Regions from separate parts of the Homo sapiens genome. Here region 1 is linked to region 2. A link is an interaction called in ENCODE POLR2A ChIA-PET data of the cell type or tissue named here. Cell type or tissue: PC-9. All regions are shown on one strand.

Region 1 (4,000 bases), 170 kb after region 2:
GGGGACTAGCACAGTCCATGGCTCAGTCTGCTCAGCTCGGCATTTTCATGTACTGCCTACGTCTAAACAATGCTTTAAGGCAGTGTATAGTGATGGGTAAATCAACAAATGGATCCTTACCATGGAAAACCAAGAGTCTGATGTAACTGGAGGGATGAGGAAGGACAGAGGAGAGGGAGAAGTACCAGAAAATCTCGATAATGACATTGCAGAAACCAAATGTTTGATTGACCACTGAGCTTTCAAGCAATCAAGACAAAAAGGGAAATGTTACAATTCTCTTTTTTTTTTTTTTTTTTGAGACAAGGTCTCGCTCTGTCACCCAGGCTGGAGTGCAGTGAGACAAGGTCTCGCTCTGTCACCCAGGCTGGAGTGCAGTGGAGAGATCTCAGCTCACTGCAACCTCTGCCTCACGGGTTTAAGCAATTTTCCTGCCTCAGCCTCCTGAGTAGCTGAGATTATAAGCACACACCACCATACACGGCTGGTATTTTTTTTTTTTTAGTAGAGATGGAGTTTCACCATGTTGGCCAGGCTGATCTCAAATTCCTGGCTTTAAGTGATCCACCCACCTTGGCTTCCCAAAGTGCTGGGATTACGGGTGTGAGCCACCACACCCAGAGGAAATGTTAGAATTCCCATAGATTTTATTATCCAATAAGAAGTAGTTTATTTCTTGGTAAACAAAGAGACTATTTCCTTTCCTTTCAGATAAAATTCTAAGGGAAATTTAGTCAGGTGCGGTGGCTCATTCCTGTAATCCCAGCTACTCTGGAGGCTGAAGCAGGAGGATCAGGCCAGGAGTTCAAAACCAGCCTAGGAAACATAGTGAGACCTCATCTCTACAAAAAGACAAAAGCTTAGCTGGGCATGGTGGCACACACCTATAGACCTAGCTACTCACGAGACTGAGGTGGAAGGATCACTTGAGGCCAGGAGTTGGAGGCTACAGTGAGCTATGATTGCACCACTGCACTCCAGCCTGGGTGACAGAGTGAGACCCCAACTCAAAAAAAAATTCTAAAGGAAGTTTATCATCAAAAGAACTGAATACAGGCCAGGCACGGTGACTTACGCCTGTAATCCTAACACTTTGGGAGGCGGAGGCAGGTAGATCACCAGAGGTCAGGAGTTCAAAACCAGCCTGTCCAACCTGGTGAAACCCTGTCTCTACTAAAAATACAAAAAAAAAAAAAAATGCCGGGTGTGGTGGCGGGCACCTGTAATCCCAGCTACTCAGGAGGCTGAGGCAGGAGAATCACTTGAACCCAGAAGGCAGAGGTTGCAGTGAGCCGAGATCATGCCACTGTACTCCAGCCTAGGCAACAGAGCGAGACTCTATCTCAAAAAAAAAAAAAAAAAAAAAAAAAAAGCACTTATTACAGTGGACAAAGTAAAAGTCAATTTTTAAAATGAATAAAGCCTTCTAATCTTTGAGGGCATAATATTATAGAATTGTTCCATCCAGAAATTAGACCTGCTTTGCTCCTTGTACACAAAATTGATGTTTCTCAGCATGTATTGTGTGGAGCCCTAATTCTCCACGGTGTTAACAAACGTTAGGGGGAAGTGTCAATTAAGTTGAAAGTGAAGCAGGTTTCTTTATTACAGGCCTTCTCAGAACCTTTAATATTCTCAAGCGTTCTCTGTAAGACCTCAAGAGGATGCTGCAGCAAGAGACAGTTCCTAAACTTATTTGAACACAAACCCTCTCTTGGCAGAGCGTATCAATAGGCTAGGAGACCCCCGGCCACACCCTGGGGAAGACTGCTCCACAGTTCACCTTGTGAATTTTCCTTTTATCCTGAACACCAACTGAGCACAGCCAAGCTGGTGGTAAGAAAGGGTGTCTCTAAAATGGGATCAGAATGGGGAAAAGAGCCTGGGGTTAGAGGTTTGAGGTTAGCCCTCCTGTGGATTATGGGAACAGTGCAAGGAAATTTCCATCCACTACACACAAGAATGTTCTCATTCTCAGAACCCGACAATGAGAAGGTAAAAGCTTGTAAGGTAGTGAGCCCCCCATTGTTGGAGATAGGCAAGCTGAGGGTGGGCGAGTCCACTGCCAGGTGTGAGATTTGCAGCAGATGACCTTAAGACCTCTTATAATTCTAATGTTCTAAGATCCTAACATTCCATCATTATAAGTCATTGAATGTACCTTTTTCTAAATATGACTCTAGATACTTAAGCACACACGGCCACGCCTTTCCGACAGGAAGTCCCCAAACGATGGGTGACTAGGACTTCAAGCCGCCAGGAAGCTGGGGAACAGGAGCACTGACCAGCCCATCCTCTGCCCCAGAGGGGCTGGGTCCACAGCTAGCGCTCCATCTCTTCCGGGCAGTGGGCAGGGCTGGGGAGGGAGGCCACAGAACAACAGCAGAAGCCTGACTTCTGGCCTCAGACCCCAAGAGACATCTGGGGTTCAGAGTGTGTTCCTGCCTTATCCAGCCCGTTGGATAAGGAGCCACAAACAAAGGGTGAGGGGGCTTCTCTCTGGAGCAAATTGGGTATCACAGAAGCCCATCACACAGGTGGATACTTGCAGAATCGTAATACTTGCTGGCTTCTATTCCCAGCTTAGCTCTGACCCAGGGATGAATAGCAATTCCTTTCCTCAGCCTACCCATCTGCAAAATGGGGGCACTAGACTGGCATCAACCCATAGCCCCTTCTAAAGAGAAACTCCATCTGCTTCCCATAGCCCCAACTCAACATTGGACCCGGACAGCCATATTTGTATCAGATAACTAACTGGAGCCCAGGCCAGAGTGGACTTGACCTGGTTGAACAGCCAATGATGTTAGAGTCTCCTCTCACTTGGTCTGGAGGGGCTCTGCATGTGGTCTGATGACCTGGGGTGTATGGGATAGCCACATGGGCAAGTCCGAGGTGAGTGATGTATGAGATGGGGCAGGATCCTGAGAGGTGGAGGGAAAGTCTGTTTGGCTTAATTAAGCCCACAAGACCAGACTCCTGTCCTCTGCAAGCCTGCCCTGGCTGAGGCGAGAGGTGAGTGGCTGTCAGGGGCGTTCGTCATTACACAGCCTAGTGGTCAGCTGGACTCACGTACCTTCCAGATCAGCCAGCAGAGTCCTGGCTCCCATGACAGTCACTGTCGCAGCCTGGACAGATGAGGAAGCCTGGGTCAGGGCGGCTCTGGCCTCCTGGTGCAGCTGGAGAGAGATGAGGAGAGGCTGGGCAGCTGGCTCCACAGGAGCAGGGCCCAGGGGCAGCTCAGTGGGCACCAAACCCACATACATGGGTGCCCAAATCATCACCAAATCCCTGACGCTGGGTCACGCTGTCCACCAGGAGCACCTGATCTGTGTTATTATACAAAAGTTGAACTCCGAATGTCTCCCAAGAGATACCTGTCCACAAAAGCCCGGAGGAAAACTAAAACACTAGAATTAAAGGAACGAGAACACCTGAACATCTCTTTAGAACATGTTCTATTGGCCAGGCACAGAGACTCACACCTGTAATCCCAACACTTTGGAAGGCCGAGGTGGGCAGATCACTTGAGGTCAGGAGTTCGAGACCAGCCTGGCCAACATGGTGAAACCCTGTCTCTACTAAAAATTTATTTAAAATTAGCTAGGTGTGGTGGTGCATGCCTGCAATCCCAGCTACTGGGGGAGGCTGAGGCGGGAGTATGGCTTGAACCTATGGGGCAGAGGTTATAGTGAGCGGAGATCAAGCCACTGCACTCCAGCCTGGGTGGCATAAAGATTCCATCTAAAAAAGAGAGAGAAAGAAAGGAAGGAAGGGAGGGAGGGAGGGAGGGAGGGAGGGAACACTGCTCTATCTCAGCAAGTGGATGTGAAAATCGCAAATCTGTTTATGACACCACCTTGACTTATGGAAGATCAGTTTCTTCCCCACTGCCACTCAACAGGACTAGATACACTGAAAGAATTTGGGTCTGATAGATGAGTGGGTAAACAAAATGTGCTTCATCCACACACTGGAATATGACCGAGCCTTTCAAAGG
Region 2 (4,000 bases):
TGGTGAAACCCCATCTCTACTAAAAATACAAAAATTAGCCAGGGTGGTGGCAGGCTCCTGTAATCTCAGCTACTCAGGAGGCTGAAGTAGGAGAATTGCTGGAACCCGGGAGGCGGAGGTTGCAGTGAGCCGAGATTTCGCCATTGCACTCCAGCCCAGGCAAAAACAGCGAGACTCTGTCCCAAAAAAAAGGCATAGGTACATGTGGCTCCTGGAGTCAGAACTGTGGCTGGCCGCCTGCCTCCTTGGCAGGCAGTCACCTTCCCGGAGCTGCAGAACTTTTTCATCCTACAAATCTGAAACTACACACATTAAAGGACAGTTCCCCCTTCTCCTCTCTTTCCAGCCCCTGGCAGCCAGCACTCCACTCTAAGAGTTTGCCCTTTTGGCCGGGCGTGGTGGCTCACGCCTGTAATGCCAGCACTTTGGGAGGCCGAGGCGGGCGGATCACGAGGTCAGGAGATCGAGACCATCCTGGCTAACACGGTGAAACCCCGTCTCTACTAAAAATACAAAAAAATTAGCCGGGCATGGTGGCGGGCGCCTGTAGTCCCAGCTACTCAGGAGGCTGAGGCAGGAGAATGGCGTGAACCCGGGAGGCAGAGCTTGCAGTGAGCCGAGATCGTGCCACTGCACTCCAGCCTGGGCGACAGAGCGAGACTCCATCTCAAAACAAAAAAAAAAAAGAGTTTGCCCTTTTTTTTTTTTTTTTTTTTTTTGAGAGGGAGTCTCACTCTGTTGCCCAGGCTAGAGTAGAGTGGAGTTCAGTGGCGCCTCTCAGCTCACTGCAACCTCTGCCTCCCAGGTTCAAGTGATTCTCCTGACTCAGCTTCCTGAGTAGCTGAGATTACAGGTGCCTGCCACCACACCTGGCTAATTTTTGTATTTTTAGTAGAGACAGGGTTTCACCATGTTAGCCAGGCTGGTCTCGAAATCCTGACCTCAGGTGATCCACCCTCCTCGGCCTCACAAAGTGCTGGGATAACAGGCATGAGCCACCGTGCCTAGCCTTGAATTTCTCTTAAGTCTTAAGAGTAGGAGCAGGGGAGGTGATGTTGCTCAAACTCTTTTTTTAAAAAAACAGCTTTTTTTAGGTATAATTAACATATAATATGTAAAGTGAACAATTTTTTAGTTTTTAAGAGATAGGGTCTTGCTGTGTTGTCCTGGCTGGAGTGAAGTGGTATGATCGTAGCTCACTGTAGCCTCAACTTTCCAAGCTTAAGCCATCCTCCTGCCTCAGCCTCTGGAGTAGCTGGGACTATAGGCACAAGCTACCAAACCTGCTATTTTTTTTTTTTTTAAGACAAAGTCTCACTCTGTTGCCCAGGTTGCTCACTACAACCTCCGTCTCCCAGGTTTAAGCAATTCTCCTGCCTCTCCTGAGTAGCTTAGATTACAGGCACCTGCCACCACGCCTGGGTAACTTTTTGTATTTTTAGTAGAGACGGGGTTTCACCATGTTGGCCAGGCTGGCCTTGAACTCCTGACCTCATGATCCACACGCCTCGGCCTCCCAAAGCACTGGGATTACAGGCGTGAGCCACCATGCCCAGCCTAATTTTTGTATTTTTTGTAGAGATGGGGTTTCGCCATGTTGGCCAGGCCGGTCTCAAACACCTAAGTTCAGGCAGTCCTCCCACTTCGGCCTCCCAAAGTGCTGGGATTATAGGTAAGAGCCACTGCACCCAGCTATTAATACTTTCTTTTATGGATTATGCTTTTGGTCTAAGAAATCTTTGTTTAATCCAAGATTATGAAGATTTTCTCCTGTGTTTTCTTCAATAGTTGATTTTATATTGATGTCTATGGTCCAATTTTGAGTCAGTTTTATATGTGCAGGGCAGGAGTCAAAGTTCTCATTTTGGCACATGGAGACCTAATCGTCCCGGCAGCTTTTGTTGCAAAGCCTGTCCTTTCTCACTGTGTTACCTTCCACCTTTGTCGAAAATCAAGTGACCAGATACGTGTGGATCTATATCTGGATGTTCTATTCTGTACAATTAACCTATGTTTCTTTAAATCTTAACACCAGGACCACATGGTCTTGAATAATGTAGCTTTCTAATATGTCTTTTAAAATAATAGTTGTATATATTTTGGAAGTACATGTACTATTTTAATAATTTATATATATAAATTATATATATTATTATTATTATTTTTTTTTTTTTGAGATGGAGTCTCCATCCGTCTCCCAGGCTGGAGTGCAATGGCACGAACTCGGCTCACTGCAACCTTCACTTCCTAGGTTCAAGTGATTCTCCTATTTCAGCCTCCTGAGTAGCTGGGACTACAGGAGTGCACCATCATGCCTAGCTATTTTTTGTATTTTTAGCAGAGACAGGGTTTCACCATGTTGGCCAGGCTGGTCTTGAGCTCCTGACCTCAAGTGATCCTCCCCCTTCATCCTCCCAAAGGGTTGGGATTACAGGCGTGAGCCACCGCACCTGGCCAAATTTTATAATGTCTTAAAGAAAAGAAGTGTAAGTCCTCAAACTTTGTTCTTCTTTTCCAAAATTTTATGAAATATTTATAGCTCCTTTGCATCTCCATATGAATTTTAGAATCAGCTACCAAAAAAAAAAAAAAAGAAGTCTGTCGGGATTTTGATTTTGATTGGGACTACATTGAATCCATAGGTCAATTTGGAGAGAAGTGGTAACTTAACAATAGTGAATGTTCTGATTCATGACTGTGTGTCCCGTTTATTTAGGTGTTCTTTAATTTCAATCAGCGATGTTTTGTAGTTTTTGGTGTACAGTCTTGCACGTCTTTTTTTTTTTTTTTTTGAGATGAAGTCTCGCTCTGTCCCCCGGCCTGGGGGGCAGTGGCACGATCTCGGCTCACTGCAACCTCTGCTCTGGGGTTCATGCCATTCTCCTGCCTCGGCCTCCTGAGTAGCTGGGACTACAGGCGCCCGCCACCACGCCTGGCTAATTTTTTTCGTATTTTTAGTAGAGATGGGGTTTCACTGTGTTAGCCAGGATGGTCTCCATCTCCTGACCTCATGATCCGCCCACCTCGGCCTCCCCAAGTGCTGGGATCACAGGCGTGAGCCACCGCGCCCGGCCGCACATCTTTTGTTAGATTTATACTTAGGCAAATCATATTTTTGTTGCTATTGTAAATGATATTGGAATTTTGAATTCCAATTTCTGATTACTTATTGGTAGTATTCAGAAGGACAATTGTTTTCTGTTTATTGAGCTTGTATTCTGAAGCCTTCTTAAGTCACTTACTAGTTTTAATAGCTTTTTCTGGCCGAGCTTAGTGGCTTATGCCTGAAATTCCTGTACTTTGGGAGGGAGAGGCGGACGACTCGCAATCACTTGAGGTCAGGAGTTCCAGAACAGCCTGGCCAACATGGCGAAACCCCATCTCTAGTAAAAATACAAGAATTAGCTGGGCATGGTGATACGCGCCTGTAATCCCAGCTACTCAGGAGGCTGAGGCCCGAGAATTGCTTGAACCCAGGAAGTGGAGGTTACAGCCAGCGGAGATCCCAGCATTGCACTCCAGCCTGGGTGACAGAGTGAGACTGTCTCGAAAATAACTTTTTCCCTAGATTTCACAGGATCTTCTGAGTAGATGATTATGTTATCTGCATGTAAAGCCTGTTTTACATCTTCTTTCTAAGCTACATGCCTTTTGTTTCTTTTCCTTGCCTAAGTGCATTGGCTAGAACCTCCTGTGCAATGTGAATAGAAGTGGTGAGAGTAGATATTCTTGTCTCGTTCCCTATCTTGGGGTGAAAGCACTCTATCTTCACCATTAAGTACGATGTTAACAGTAGGTTTATCTTAGATGCCTTTTATAAGGTGGAGGAAGTTCCCTTCAATATCTAGTTTGCTGAGAGTTTTTATCAAGAATGGACATTGGGTTTTATCAAATGCTTTTCCGGTATTTACTGAGATAATCATGGTTTTTTTTTTTTTTAATTTTTTACTCTGTTAATATGGTGAATTACATGGATTGATTTTCAAATGTTGAATCAACC

What was found. Peaks named below come from ENCODE experiments on the same cell type or tissue, not always from the same donor. Only the 100,000 strongest peaks of a DNase experiment are listed, where the experiment ranks them.
Region 1: POLR2A ChIA-PET joins it to region 2 with 5 read pairs; 3 of 35 experiments call an interaction of 5 or more read pairs at or near these places.

What each region holds. Positions count from the first base shown.
Region 1 is chr9:131,081,238-131,085,237 of GRCh38, reverse strand. It overlaps LAMC3 (laminin subunit gamma 3), which reads right to left. Exons shown (of 28, transcript NM_006059.4): 24 at 3,077-3,179. Among named protein-coding and RNA genes, the nearest start is that of AIF1L, 13 kb to the left of the region's middle. In PC-9, a CTCF peak has its summit at 1,822; a DNase peak (open chromatin) is centred at 2,197; H3K27ac peaks cover 730 bases.
Region 2 is chr9:131,247,160-131,251,159 of GRCh38, reverse strand. No RefSeq gene overlaps it. Among named protein-coding and RNA genes, the nearest start is that of FAM78A, 27 kb to the left of the region's middle. In PC-9, no CTCF peak of the experiment used is centred here; no DNase peak of the experiment used is centred here.